2 separate regions of the Mus musculus genome follow, and region 2 is linked to region 1. The links are chromatin loops, found by intact Hi-C in ENCODE. Cell type or tissue: gastrocnemius. All regions are shown on one strand.

The links. Peaks named below come from ENCODE experiments on the same cell type or tissue, not always from the same donor. Only the 100,000 strongest peaks of a DNase experiment are listed, where the experiment ranks them.
Region 2: a loop joins it to region 1, with 2.2 times the contacts of the local background. A loop is called at or near these places in 5 of 42 quality-filtered maps.

Annotation. Positions count from the first base shown.
Region 1 is chr2:77,199,241-77,207,240 of GRCm38, reverse strand. It overlaps Sestd1 (SEC14 and spectrin domains 1), which reads left to right. Exons shown (of 18, transcript NM_175465.6): 10 at 913-1,035. It overlaps Gm35266 (a long non-coding RNA gene), which reads left to right and starts at 1,042. Exons shown (of 2, transcript XR_374739.1): 1 at 1,042-1,622; 2 at 2,851-7,644. In gastrocnemius, a CTCF peak has its summit at 3,128 (motif pointing right); no DNase peak of the experiment used is centred here; H3K27ac peaks cover 844 bases.
Region 2 is chr2:77,081,644-77,089,643 of GRCm38, reverse strand. Ccdc141 (coiled-coil domain containing 141) reads left to right here. Exons shown (of 24, transcript NM_001025576.3): 7 at 380-574. Among named protein-coding and RNA genes, the nearest start is that of Gm39862, 15 kb to the right of the region's middle. In gastrocnemius, a CTCF peak has its summit at 4,816 (motif pointing right); no DNase peak of the experiment used is centred here.

The DNA of each region.
Region 1 (8,000 bases):
CTTGGTAATGTTGCTTCTACTAAAATTCACCCAGAGCCAGGTCTGAACTGTTACTATCTGGTGGAATACAAAGTGGGGCATCTTTCAGTTCCGTGAGTCATGAGGGAGCATGAACCTGTGATGCTAGAGTGACTCATCTACCCCAGATGGTTCACACCTGCCTCTGTGACACTGCAGATGAGGACTGGGTCCCACCATCCTGGTAAACTATAGATTCCCCTAATAGTCACTTGAGCAGAGTTTGTGGGGCTTCTCCTCAGAAGTCTAGATGTCTAGTTTATCCTAGGAAGACACCTAGAACATATTAAAGTAGTCTTATTCTGTAGTTTGTTCAGTAGTATTTTCACTTTGTTACTTAACTGTTTTTAGGGCTTTGGAAAGAACATCCCGCTGAATCCTCCCTTTGGTCCTGGTTTTCAATAGTATGTTGTTACCTTGAACAAGTTACCTAGTTGCTGAGACTCAGTTTTCTGAGGTGTTAGTTAAAACCTTTGACCAATATCATTCCTGACGTCCTTCCCAACCCTAAATCCTGTAGTTCTGGGTCTCTTAACCTAAGCAGAATTTAACCCTCTTTAGTAGAAGCAGCTCAGTGTTCTCTCTTGTTGGTTTTTTACTTGTTATTTTTCCCTCAGCCTGGCAGATAGTCAGATAGCTGAAAGCTAAGTGCTAGCTACAGTGTCCATTTTTCCAAGTTCAGGTTTCTGGTAGTGATACCCCAGTGTAAATATGTGATTCCAGATGAGACGTTTACTACATGTGATTTTTTAAATATTTAATAGATATTTAAATAGAACTTAAATGATTTAAGTTATAAACATTCGGAGAATTCAGGAATTTGGGGACGGGAAGCTAATGAGAATGAAAATCTTAAAGCTTTTGGTTATTCTCATCTTACCTTTTCATTTGTAGGTTGTGAACTGGCTTGAAGGGCCTGGATCTGAGCAACTGAGAGCACAGTGGGGCATTGGTGACTCGATCAGGGCCTCCCAGGCCCTGCAACAGAAGCATGAGGAGATCGAGAGCCAACACAGCGTGAGTGAGGAGCTTTCCCTTGGCCGTGGCAGCACTAGTAGCTGGGTGGGACTGAGTGCTGTGTGCTGGGTTGCTTCCAGTGTTGGTGTAGGGTATGGAGTGCTTATGTTGAGTGCTTAGAGGTCTGAAAGTGACCTTGATGGCTGAACTATTATCAGTGCCAGTTTGGGCCTGATTCCCATACAGTTCCATTACTTGGTTAAAGAAGCACAATTTGGATGACATTTACAGTGTCAGGGAAACGGCGACTTAAAAATACAGAACCTTTGCCAATAGTTCCTGAGATGGAAACTTCTGGGTTTAATTGTTGTTGTTTCAGCAAGTATTAATCATATAGAATAATGGGTTTCAATTGTGAAATTTTTATAGTTGTATATCAAATGATCATATTCACTTCCCCTTTCAAACCCACAGTTGTTACCACCCCCACCCCATCCCATTTCCCCTGGTCCCTTTCCTTTTTCAAGTGGCATTTCTGTGGTCCTCAGAGAGAGGGCCTTTGCTGCTCTTGCTGCTCTCCTGGGAATATGCAGTGGGATTATACACTAAGAGCCACACCACCGCCATCGTTAAACACAGGAGATCAGGTATACGTCAGGCAATAAATGAATCCCTAAGCTGGTTGTAGAGAATAAGGACTAAAAAGAATTTAAAACGTAAAACTTGGCAAGTGGAGGAGTTCAGTATTGTCTGGGTTCTGCTGTGGGGCAGTCAGCCTGGCTTCAGCGTGGAAGTCACGTTCAGTTTGGGAGGAAGACACTCAGTTTTCTCAAGCCATGACATTTACGTTGATTTTAAGTAGACTTAATTTGCATATTCTTAGAATATCTTCAAAAACTTGTCAGTAATAATAATGTTGGACTCACAAGAAACTTAAAAATGAAGTCCTATAGTTGAAAGCATATATGTTTTAATGCATTTCACAGTTTCCAGCATGGATCTCTCTTTTATGGTTAAATGAAGTTGTTGTGGATAATTTATATTTAACTTATAAGCCCTGTTCCTGAGGTTATAATCTGTTTAATTCTCTTGGTTTTTGTTTTTTGGTTTTTGTTTTTTTTTTTTTACATGTTATAGTACTAACTAGTTTGTCTCTAATTTTGATTTAATTTTTGGTAGTGATTTGGTTTGTAGGAGCTGTATGGATTATTCTGGAATGCATTATTACAGTATAACTGGATTATATAATTTGTTTGCTTATTTAGTTCTTAAAATCAGTATGTGGCATAGAGCATTCCTGACTTTATCTGAAGAGAACTTAATTATGCAAGTGAGGGTTTGTGATGTGAGAATCTGAAGACATTTGTGTTTTGTTATTTAAAAAAAAAACAAGAAAAACACTTATAGGTAGAAAATGGGTTATACACAGACCATGTATAAGTTCACATTGGATTGAAAAACACATTGCATGTTTCATGAAGTGTGGATAAAGGTGCAGGTTACACACAAAGGTATACCTGTGTAACGCTGTCTTTACATTACTTTAAAGAAGCAGTGTACTATGGAGTCTGTGTGCTTCAGCATACTTTTGTGTGCTGAAATGTTTGCAGAACTTCTAAACTGGAAAGGACCCCCAGCTGGGGTGGGGATATCTAGAGGAAGATTCCTCGGTGCAAACACTGCTGACAGACAGACAGACAGACAGACAGACAGACAGACATGCTTTCCTCATATCGTAGTGGATCTCTGGGCTCCATGTGGTCCTATCTGTGTCTTCTCTTAGAGAAGTCACTCAATTTAACGAATAAACCTAAGAGAGAGCGTGTTCTTCGTCATGCCCTAATTCTCATGCTGTTGGTGTTTGCGGACTTGCAGAGACAAATTGACGTCTTCACTCCTAGTCCTGGAGGAAAACACTGATGGCTCCCCACGGATTGCGCTGAAGTCGTGTGTGCTGGTTGGGATTCATTGCATAATTGGGAAGTGTGGAAAGACTGGGTGGGAGTCGGGATTAAATGGAGTCAGCCACAGGTTGGAAACAGCTAAAGCTTGGTGGATGTGGACTTTTATTATTGTGTTGGGTTGCACTTTGATTAGATTTGAAATTCTCCCTTGTAAGGTTTAAAAAGAGGATTGAACTATTTTAACCAGTAGGTGGCACTGCACCGTTGACTTGTGAAAAGGTTGGTTGATAATAAATGTGCTAACTTATGATATTTAAGGTTCTAATATTTAGTATTTTATTCAAGACTTTCTTAACTGAGTGTGGTACAGCATGCACCTATAGAGAATTGCCCTAACTTTGAAGCTAATCTGGTCAATATAGCCAGTTCTAGACCATCCAGGACTACATAGTGAAACTGTCTTAAAATCAACCAACCAACCAACCAACCAACCAACCAACCAAAAACCCAATAACAAAATTGAAACTCTTGTTTGTTCTTTGTAAATAAGATCCAACAGCTGGAAGCATTTATTGGTGTTTCTCAGGTCTTGTGAAGTAATGGCAAAATTTAGTATTGATAGCTAACAAAGATAGAATTTAGAAATGTTTAGTATACTATTTGCCTTAAATTACAATGTCAAGCATTAAATTCAAACTTCACATAAAAGCATAATGGAGAATTAAAACTACAAACTCAATACGTTTGGCTGTTTAGGATTAGTATAAAGAAGAATGAAACTTCTACTAACACGCAGCTCTTTGCAAGGGATATGGTGTAGAAATTCATTTAGCTTTTTAGTACAACAGAGAAAATAGTAAGGAATGTGATGGTGGTTATAGAATCTGATAACAAATTTTAAAATCTTTTAGTTAAATCTTGGTGTGGTGTTGCATACCTAAAATCTCAGAACTTTAAGGCAGGAGAATTACAAATCGGAAGACTCAAAACATTAAAAAAATTTTTTTTAAAAATTAGTTCAATAAAAGTCTTTTGTAGGTTGGTAGAGGCAACTGAAGCAGGAAACCTGTGGTAAGCGTATGGAGTGTGGTCTGTGAAGCCTGTTTAGCATTCTGTCAGGATCCTGGCCATAGAGGCCACATGTATGGCCTGGTGTGTACCATCTGATAGGAACCAGTAGTACATTTCCTCTTGATCCATCCTATGTGAGAGTCACCTTGGTAGCCTGACCTGGCCCTGTTTCTTTCATTTACATTGGGATGCTTTTCTTGGTACAGCTGTTGTAGATGTTCAACATTCCAGCAACACCCCACTGTCCAAACACTGGCAGCTAAGACCTTAAGTCTTGGTGCTGCAGAGAAGACACCCATGCTCATTGTCTGACTGTCTTGTGCTGCAAAGAAAACACTCATGCTCATTGGCTGACTGTCTTAGGGCTGCACACTCATTGACTGACTGTCTTAGCGCTGCAAAGAAGACACTCATGCTCATTGGCTGACTGTCTTAGCGCTGCACACTCATTGACTGACTGTCTTAGTGCTGCAAAGAAGACACTCATGCTCATTGGCTGACTGTCTTAGGGCTGCACACTCATTGGCTGACTGTCTTAGTACTGCAAAAAAGACACTCACACTCATTGGCTACTGTATCTTTGTTCAAGCCCCAAATCTTGTGCTTTTTCAATTCACCATACTTAATCTTATTCCATATAACAGATGTATAAGCTGGATAGATCAGGTGAATGAAAGGCAGTCTGCTCACCTAAGGGAACATACACCATACTCCCCTCTGTTGTAGGAATAAACACTTTAATTGACCTTCAGTGCATATTATAGACTATCCCGGTCTCCATGACTCATCCTAGACAGGCCAATGTATCTTTAGGACAACCTCAGTTATAGAAATCAATAAAATCTGTATCTCTAATCAAGGTATTAATTTTTGAGACACAGCAGTTCTTGTGTTATATTTACATCCTTGGTGAGATATACCTTGTATACCCTGGGGCCCCACAAAAGAGTTTAAACCTTCTGATGAGCACCAAGCGAAGTGAAGCTTGAAGTTCTCAGTGAAAAATTATTTTCTAGAAGGCTAACCCCTTAATGTATTGTTTTGCTTAAAATCATTGCAACTTCTTTTTCAGGAAGTAGACACATTTCTTCAGAATACTAACTAAATTTCTAAGTGCTATAAATAAGGCAGTGAAATCACAGTCTATTTGGGAACATGACATCAATTTTCTCTGAGATTCCTTTCACATTAAAACAGCCATTCTTGGGCTGGTGAGAAGGTGCCTGCTGCCAAGCCTAATGAGCTGAGCTGTGTCAGAGGTACTCATGTGGTGGAAGGAGAGAAACTTCTCCTGAAGGTTGTCCTCTGACCTGCCCCCATGCTGCACATTAGCACATAAGACACACAGTGTAAAATAAGATGTTGACATCTACTCTCCATTAGCCATCGCAATAACTTTTTATTTGTAAAATTCCTTAAAAACTAATTATGTTTCTAACATAACCAATAAAATAGGAAGACAATTCTTATCACCACCATTAATGCAACAGTAACTTGACCTCAACAGTTTTGACAGTCTAGGCATAGAGATCTTTGTTGTGTGGCTTCTCATATGTATTACTGCTGTGTGTTAGTCATGCTAACCCAAACATTTCCAGACATTTGCAAAAAATCATCTCAGGTAGGTATACTTAATTTAATACCAAGTCTGAAATGTCTATTATATTTTTTATATTTATTCAGTGTGAGTTAATTGTGTGCATTGTTCTGAATTCTTGAGTTGTAGCAAAGTCTTGCCATATAGAATTTACAGTTAAGTCAGGAGCGATGGGGAGTAGAGAGCAATGAAGAGGTGTGGTATTGAGGCAAGGCCTCTCTGAGGAGATGGCACTCAGTCCCTGAGCCTTGAAATGTGGTGAAGGAGGAATTCAAGCTCACACTCTGTGCTGGAAGCTGCTGCTGCAGAAACATGATGGAGGTGGGATGTCGGTGTTGCCAGGGAACGGGGGAACAAGGTGCAGGCAGAGGCCCAGTGCTGAGGGCGAGTCTGCACAGGACTGTAATGCCTTTCAATCTGTAAGAAGCACTTTTTGAGCATAGACTAGTGTGGAGTTTGAGGTAATAAAAATGAAAGAGTAGAGACTACGAAAGGAGGGAGGCAGCAGACTGATGAGCTGTTGAGTCATGGGGTGGAGCCTGGGGCCTGGCTGGTGGAGGAGCTAAGCCTTGGAGTCTCTGGTGGGTGTGGCATGGTTGGTTTCAGAAGAATGGTAGTGCAAAATTAGGGCAAACTTCTTAGGAGAAATTTGATTAGGAAAAGTTCAAAAGTTCAAAAGAGAATAGTAAGTGAGATAAAATGAGTATTGAAAACCCCTAGAAGAAAGGTGTGTGTGTGTGTGTGTGTGTGTGTGTGTGTGTGTGTGTGTGTTAGTTATAGACATGCATTTGTGTACAGGTGTGTATATATGTTCAAGTTTGTGTGTGCACATATACATGTATGTGTGATTTAACTTAAAACATTAAGGTATAGAAAACCTAAAATGTGCTTTTAAATATATTTCAGCTGATGTACATGCGGATGAAAGTAATCCAATTGAAAAAGCTTTGGTGGGTGATACAGACAACATAACTGCAGAGGCAAAGCTCTGTGTCTGCAACAGTGGACTGGCTGCAGAGTGCTGGACCCAGCTGCTCATAGGGTGCAGGGCTTTGTGTCTGCAGCAGTGGACTGGCTGCAGAGTGCTGGGCCCATCTGCTCATAGGGTGCAGGGCTGTGTGTCTGCAGCAGTGGACTGGCTGCAGGGCGCTGGGTGTGGCGGCCCACAGGGTGCAGGGCTCCAGAATTGCTCACAGGTTCTCATGAGATGCTTCTGGTTCTTCCAGTGAAGCAAGGAGTAATATCTTAGGAACTGTATGTTCTCTCTCAGCCTGCTTATGGTCAGTAAGTGGGAGGCAAGTGTGTGTGCAGCGTGTGAAACAGAGTGTGAGATCATGAGGGGAAACAAGATAAGATGCATGTAATGCAGCGGTGGAAAGGAGAGTGCGAGCAAGCGCGTGTTTTGGGGGAGCACAGGCACAGTGCCAGAGATGTATGGAAAAAAGAGGAAAGAAGAGTAAAACTAATTTTTCTTTGAAAATGACATTTCAGAATAAGGCTTAATAGGTTTTTTTCTAAATAATAAAACTTTGAAGTCTTTGATATGATCAAGGCACAGAGTAAGATATGTAAACGCATGTATCCTGCCATTCACTACCCAACAGTGTGGAGTGGGGGCAAGCATTGAAAATGTATTTTCCTTTATGTTGCATAAACATTGACTGAGCAATGTGACGTTGGTAAGCTATAGAATCTGTGGAACATCATTGTGTTATGTGTTATGCTACTGACCACAGTTGTATAGCACATTGCTGTAGTACCATAGTCACATGAGCTGGTATAGTTGCAGTAGGCAGAGAAGCCTGGTTCTAGGTTGTGATAGGTACATGTATAGAAAGAAGCCTGTATGGGTCTAAATGGAAGTAGTGTGAGTCTGTGACCCAGGATAGAGGGAAGGGCAGGAGGCTGCCAAGCTCTGGGCAGTAAACCTGCTGACATGGGTTGGTGGACCCCATAGAATTGTAATGTTAACATGCTAAAGGCAGACAGTTGGGATCAGTTCTTGGAGGTCAGAGAACAGGATTCATGAAATTGAGGTTTAGGGAGCTGTACAGTAGCAGGCACTCAGCTTTTGTGATGTCTACAATAGGTCAGTAAGATAAAGAGAATAATACAGTTCAGAAGGGAGTCAGGGAGTCACATGAATTCAGGAGTTGGTGTTGGTAGATGTCTACATGGTGGAAATGATGTGAAGAGAAAGCCAAGCCTTTGTGGCATCCCTCTGTGGATAGGGGACCTGAGAAGGCGACATTCAAATTCTGCAGATGCACTGAGGCAGTGCTGAGGTTTGGGGACAACAACAGTCTGGAGGGAATGATGAGGCATGAGCTCACCCAGGTCTTGTGGGATGTTCTTGATAAGAACTACAGTTGGTTTGGGAAAACTCCAAGGGTCCCCGTATTTTCTGAGTGCAAACAGGCTTCCCTTAGAGCAGGGAAGAAGGAAGGGCCACT
Region 2 (8,000 bases), 120 kb after region 1:
TTTTAGTTGCTATAACTTGAAGTAACATAGACAAGAAAACTTACAAACAGTACTAATGCATCCCTCATGATTCTGGAAGATTCTGGAGGTTTGAAGACTGAGATTGGGAAGGGACAAGGGTTCCATTGTGATGAGGGCTCTCTCCTGGGTTGCAGACTAACTTCCCCTTGTGTTCTCAGATAGCAGAAAGTGCTATAGAAATACTATCTTTAGAACACAGTTTCTACCCTTTGACCTAATGACTTCCCAAAGCTCCACCTCCTGAAACCATCATATTTGGGGATGCTATGTCAACATTTGGATTTGGGGGACAGAGGCACAAACATTCAACTCATGTCAGAGTCTGTGTGCAGTCACTAAAGAGAATGTTCTCTTGTAGGAATGGGATTCGGCCGTAGAGAAGCTGAAAAGCCAGGCTTTGGGGATTCTATTGTCCAAGGACTTGGCAGGAAAGGAACATCTACAGCTCTCTAACCAGAAACTGAATCGGCTTCAAGAAGAATTTGGAAGACTCATGGTGGAAAGGAAAGCCTGGTTATCGATGGCAAATGACTTTTTTACCAGTGCTAACAAGGTCAGTGTAAGGCCAAGTTGACAATTGTAGGGACTCAGTCTAACCAATAAGAGACCTATTATGTTAGCTGGCCATGGCATGTCATCAACGGCTAACTTTCTGGAAAAGCTAACAAACTGAGGGAAGCACTTCAAAACTAAGAGATTGTGTTTTGATATATAACAAGTAAAATTTTAAAATAACTCCAAAGCCAGGTGTCTTGAACCCTAGGACTCAGGAAGCTGTGGGTTTGAGGTCCAGCTGGTCTGCTTATTCCATGGCAGTTTTACAGTGAGACCTGTCATATATATATAAGACATAAGCAATAACAACAAAATGACTTTTAAAAGGTTTCATTTTAGAGCTACGATTGTCTGTTTGTGATCAACACTCTTCTCTACTTTAAAATGTTTCTCACAGACATGAGGGAATATCATAAAATATATCCAGTTAAAAAGAAACCTTAGCAATGTTGCCAATATGCCCTTTTGTTGTTTGTTTTAAAGAGTAGTTCAGGCTAGCCTCCAACTCCCAATGATCTGACCTTTCTGGGTCCACCTTCCGAGTGCTGGAACTGCAGGCATGCATTACCACACCTTGTTTCTATAACACTGGAAATTTGTGCATGTTCACCCAGCACTCTACCAACTGAGGTACATCCCTGATCCACGTTAAAACACTTTTCTTTCATTTATTAGGTAGAAATACATGCATATTATGTCTTTGAACATAATTTTCATATGAAGCCAGCCCTAAGGTCAGAACTTGCTTCACATCAGACATTTTGCCTTGGTCTTACATTTTTAAGTAAGGCAAGAGGGAGTCCTGACACGGACCATCAGTGGGTCTCCTTGACTGGCTACCTGCCTTCACTGTTGGAGCGGGTGCTCCTGGGGTGGTGATGTTTGTGATTTGTCAGTCAGAAGTTCTTAGGTCAGAGAGTGGAGTCTTTGTGATAGGATTTCTACCTCGCCTTCTGCCCACTACATGAGAGCACCAGAGGTTAGTCTGCAGCCAAGGACATGGCCTTCATCACAGTAGAACCCCCTTTCTTCCTGATTTCAGCTTTCCAGCCTTCAGAGTCATGAGCAATACGTCGCTGTTGTTTATGTGCACAGGTGGTGTTCAGTGTGTGTGGCTGGTGATGTTATTTGAAGGGCTTTGGACCTTTGACACTGTCACATAGACCTCCAGATGCTGCATTGAAATTGCTTGACCAGTGACATATTAGCAATTTAAAGGTAGACAGGATAAAAAGCAGAGGATGGGGGGGGGGAAGCTCCTGGAGGCTTACATTATTGCTCTGGAATCCTTGGAGAATCTGGGTAGTAAAATTCTAAGACAGAGAGGATGGAGTTACAGTAGACCTCTTAAAGAAGGACTCCTTGGCTAATTGAACTTTTGGGGGATTTTACTGTTTTCACGCAAGAAACAGATACAGCGCAGAGCTGGAGATATTGAACTAAGTACATGTTAATTACTCGTTATTTTTCTCTTTAGCAGCCCAATTTTTAGGTAAGAGGTTTTAAAATCTCCACCACACCTTTAATCTACAGAATGAGTTAGCTGTTTCAGGTCAACTCTTACTGGCCGCTAAGGGAAAGCAGAACAGAGTATGTTTGAATAAAACAATGCTTCTAATAGAAGCTTCATAGCTCCCAGCCTTGCAAACACAGATGTTTCCCCTCCTTTTCTCACTCTCTTGTTCTCTCATTGTCTTGGCTTCTCTACAGTCATTATTTGGTACCTTATCATGGCTGTTTATCATCTGACTTTATTCTCAGGCCCCGTGGGAACTTGTAAAAGTTTGAGCAGCTGGGTTGATGGAGGAGAGGAGGAGGAAGCCAAGAAGGAGAAAGGGGAGGACAAGTCAAGAGCAGATACTTTCCGAATCTCATACAAAATGCCAGTCTGGTCTGGAAAACAAAATGCTCACAACCTGAAAGAGTATATTTCTATGTTCCCTGTGTCATCTCATCATTTGTTCAACTGATAAAGTCGACTGACATTGACCAGTCCTCTAGTTTGTGGTCAGAAGGAACTCAGAAAGGCTTAAAGGTCTTTCTTATGTAAGGAAATAATATCCAAACTAAAAACTAGTAACTCAGTGTGAAGGGTGATGGATCTGGGAACTGGGGTGTGGCTAATGGCAGTGTTTGTAGAATGCATGGTTAATTATGCATCCACATGAATGTTCTATGCTATTAAGGGAAAAGAAGTAATGAAACTGTAAAGTGTAAGTCTCTGTAAGCTAAGAACTAAACTCCTCTTATGACTTTTAAGTGATATTTTTCCTCCTGATTCATATTTTAGATTCTCCTTGCCTATATATATATATATATATATATATATATGCAGGAAACTCATCAATAAATCTCTTGAGGGCTGGTTTTAAAAAATTATATTATCAAAAGTCTTTAAAATAATTTTCTAGGCTAGACTTTCTGTATGTACTAGCAAGAAGGGTAGTGCTTAATTTACATCATCAGTTGTTTATCTCAGAAGTGCTATGTTTTTCCCTTTGAAAATTGCCTGTGACATGTCTGGAGGATGCTGGGCTTCCTTGCTGTGTGGACTTCTGTTTGTAGGTGAGGCCATGCTCCCAAGCACTGAGGACTTGGTTTCTCCGACTTTCAGGCTCTGAGGCTGTCCTTCCAGGGAGGCTGGCAGCAGATGCATAGGTTACGGGTCAGCATTGACTGATGACCCAGCAGCAACAAACTAGCTGGGTGACACCATGCAAATGAGCTCTGTGTGTCCAGTTCCAATATGGCTGATGTCCACAGAGGAAGGGGTGAGGAGAGGAACTCTCCACTCAGGGAATCTGCTGGTCTATAGCAAGCAGTAAGCAAGCCTGCTTTTTGTCTCAGTGGGTGATATAACCTCTGATTGGGAAGGCTGCTAGCTGCAGAGCCTACACTGAGAAAGGTGACATGCTAGAGAGGTCAGGTCCTTTATTCTTGGCATACAAGACAGAGGGGCAAGAGAGCACACAGGCAAGCGTGCCTGTTAGTGCTGTGAGGGACAAAGAAGCCTCTGCCTGAGAGCTCTTTCCCCACAGAGATGTGAATTAGAATCTCAGTAAACAAACTCATTGGCTGAAATTATTCATGTTATGTCAAATGCCACTAAACAGAACATGCTGGGGCGGTGAGCAAATGAGCCACTGGGATGTGTGAATGCCAGCTTACTAAAGAGTGAGATAGCGGCTTTAAAATGTCCTCTGTGAGGACTGAAGGGTAAGAGCACCTGCTGCACCAATGCAAGGAGTCCAGATCCCAGGGTTTTCCTAAGAAGCCGTGCATAGTCCTGTGCATGCCTGGAGCTTCAGCATTATGGAAGGCAGAGATAGCAGGATAATGGGAGCTTGGTGGCTGACTGTTTGGCTCTGAGTACCTTGAGAGACCTTTTCTTGGGGAATGGGGCAGAGAGGGACAGAGTGGGAAGTCTGACAACATTCTCTGACCTCTACACATCCATCTTCACATGTGTGCCTGTACACCACCAGCATTACTACCCCTACCCCTCACTCCCAACACACCACCATCACCACACCCACACATCACTGCACCCCACACCCTTCACACATCACCATGACAACTATGACCACCACCTTACCACCATCACACACACACACACACACACACACACACACACACACCACACCACCACTACCATCACATACACAAACACCACACCACCACCAACATCACACACATACATGTACACACACATACACACACACACACACACACACACACACCACCACCACTACCACCACCACCATCACATGCACATACATACAAACACACACACGTACCACTACCACCACCACTGTCACACATACATACACACACTCCACCACCACCACACCACCACCAAAGTCACTGAATAAGCAGTGTAGTAAATCCACAGCAACAATTCCTCCATCTTTAAACATTTCTGTATTTAGTGAATATTTATTGAACAACTTCTCTGTGACAGGCTCTGTTCCTAATCCTGAGGATAATATGCAGAAAGTCTATTGGTCAGTATATTTCCAAATTTTGAGATCCAGTAAGCTGTAATGATCCCTTAACTGTCCACACTGAGAACAAATTCCCCAATGCCTTTGTCTCATGACTTCAGTAACCCAGCTGATACCTTGTAATTTGCTTAGGAGTTTGGGACAGTTACTCAGAATTAGTGAGTCTGTTTCTCAAGCAGAGAAAATGTGAGCATTGTATTGCTCTGGAGAGCTGGCTGTTTGAATCTGGACTTAGCAGCAGGTGGCAATATTGAGACATGGGCCTTGAGAATGTTGCTATGTTTGTCCTAGACCAGACTCTAAAACCCACACAGAGATTGAACTGGGCTACTTAAGGAATTGATATACCTCCTTTTCAGAGTTTCCTACTGTATTTGGTGAACCCATTTGTTGAATCATTCAGCAACAAATTAACTAGTATTGTTGATGGTACCACCACCATCACCGTGAGTATGAGCTGACTGGAGAAGAGTCCGTCTCTCTGAATTGTATCTTCATAGCTTGAAATGTGAGCATCATATCTGTTACAGAACATTCCTTGATCCCTCCAAGTTTTCATCCTTCTCAGTTGTGGCTTATCATGTGTGCTATATTTCCAGCATTTTCGTGGACTTGTATTAATATCTGTAGACCATCCAAGACACAGTTACAACTGTTTGGGGTTTGTGACTGACTGGAGCAAGGATGAATATCTAGCGTCTTTCAAGATCAGAACAGCATGCACTTTTTATTTATGCAACAGTCATGACTGAACCCAGATCTGTCAAGCGTGGCCCTTGGGTTATCAAGTTTCTTGCCCATACCTTCTGTTCCCAGGCACGTGATTTCTCTGAGGGAAGCAAGTAGAAAAGATGAGGCCAAGTCTATATCATGAACATGGTCTGATCTTCAGATGGTCAGTATGAATGCAAAGGTGAAGTGAATTTTGGGGCATTCAAAGAAACCCCTAAGTATTCATAGGAAATGAAGTGACATGGCTTCCATCGCTTCCCCATCCCGACTGCAAATGTGGTGTCTCAGACAGTGTGGTTGCTTTTCAAAACAATTACAAGACAGTAGTGCCTGAAGCCACATTTCTGTTTGACATAAAAGCAAAATAATTAAGCATGACATTTGCTGTACTTTTTCCATTTACATATTCCTCATTTACCACTTAAAATACATGCATTTTAAGCACATTGGTAGAAAACAATTACAATGCTCTAATTATTGAACAGATTCAAAGAGGAAACATGCCCAGATAGAGAACCTAAAAAATATTATTGAGAAAGAATTTCTTAAAATGATGTAAATAAAAATCTGGAAATTATACTAATTGTTAGAGATTTTTTTTAAAAGTTAGATTTAGCTGTTTAATTCTTGAGCACTGTGTCTCAGAGTCCTCTTTTTAAAAGATTTAAGTAAGTGTATGTACGTGTGTGTGTGTGTGTGTGTGTGTGTGTGTGTATGTATGTGTGTGTGTGCACATGAGTGTAGGTGCCAGAAAGGGGGATGATATCCCCTGGAGCTGGAGTTGTAAGCAGTTGTAAGCTGCCGGACATGCATCCTTGGGAACCAAAGTCCAGTCCTCTGGAAAGGCAACACAGGCCCTTAACCACCAATCCATCTTTCCAGCCCCGCGGATTCCTATTTTAAAAAGCCACTTCTTTTCTCTTATAAATAACTAGAACAGTTGCTTTCCCATCTAGCTTCTTACATCCTGAATAGTATATGGTATTCCTGCTGATTCTCAGTGTCAGATCGGTACTTGAGTGAAGCCAGTGACAGGCATGGTCTCAGCCTTCTGGTCCCTCATGGGGAATTTATAAGACAGAATGGTGAACAGTAGGAAAGCCATGATGGGTTAAGCCCAATGCAGTGGGGAGCACCGACCAGAACCTTGTCAGGAAAAATGTATCAAGGAAGATAACCACTGAGTGGAGCTAGGAAGGATGACACACAAGGAAGGGGGAAAAATGCTGGAAGATGCAAAACCAGCCATACTTGGGAGGTGTAGGCTAAGTCATTGCCTAAGGTGTGGAGGGATACAACTCAGATCAGATGTGAAGAGTGTCAGAAACAATAGAGAGAGCCAGAGTTCATTGAGGTGTGTGTGTGCTCACAATGTATAGTAGTGTACATACAATGCATAATACTGTTATTATATATCATCTACTATAGAATATATAAGAAAATATTTAAGAACTTGAAAAGGTTATCTTAAGTCGAATCTCACCCAAATAATTGATGATGATATCTTCATTTACTCTACCTGCCTTCTGTCCCTCCGAGAGAATAATGAATATGGGTTAGAACCTTTGACTTTAAAGCTCAGAGGCCAGGTTGTTCCAACCTTAGCATATGGTCAATGAAGGTGGGCAAACTGTTCGTACAGAAGTATTAAATAAATACCTGATTGAAAAGTATGGAAAGTCTTTAACATCATTCATCACAAGATCGCTAAACCCGGTTCAGGTGTAATCATCTGATTGTCAAGATATTCAATTTGGGGTCCTACGACTCAATAGTAGTGTGTTTGCCTGGTGTCTGTGAGGTCCTGGATTCTACCTCCAGTGCTGCAAATACAAATAGAGATATTCCTTTTCCTCCTACTTACCAGTAAGCATTTTTTCCAGTAATTTTCCAGTAATTAATAGTAAGTAAATCTGTCAGTGGACCTTTAAGTCATGAATATGTCCACTGGATGTCCTTCCATGTGTTCTTCCACATGACTATAGATATCTTTTGGCGGTGAACATATTCAGCCTTGTGGCAGTCATTTCTCAGTAGATTTATTTTTCTTTGCCCAATTAAAATTCCTTGAGGCTAAGAAGCATGTCTATCTCACTGTGTATTTACCCAAACAGTCTGGTGCCTTCTAATTAATTATTCGAGCCACTGAAAGCACGAAATACAAACTGTAGAGTGGCTGATCTGCTGGAGACTAGGTTTCTGAGCATGAGAGCTCTTAACTTCTTCAGAGCTGCTGTGGCTACTTGTAAGACACCGTCAAGACAAGACCTGCTGGCTGTTGATATTTTCTCATAATAGAGGAAACAAATGTCATTGGCCCCTCACCTGGAGTTCCAGTCATTGCTTCTGGTACTTAGATAATATAATTTGCCCCTACATGCACATAGTCTCATCATCTCAGGAGGAGCTAGAGAATATAGTGTGTGCAGCAAGTTAATTGAAGGGAAGAGTCCATCTCTTAAGCTATGGGAAGGTTGCCATCTATGCTGTGGTAAGACTCTCCATTGAGGTGGCAGATTTGTGGTCACCCATGCTCCTATATGTAACTCCTAGTCCATGTTCTGTAAATAAGCCCAACAAACTCATTGGTTTCCCAGGTTGGACCTTGAGTGAATCTACTTCAGTCTGTCATATACAGTATAAGTAGACATTCGTTCCCATCTCCCTAAGAAAAGTTCATACAACAAA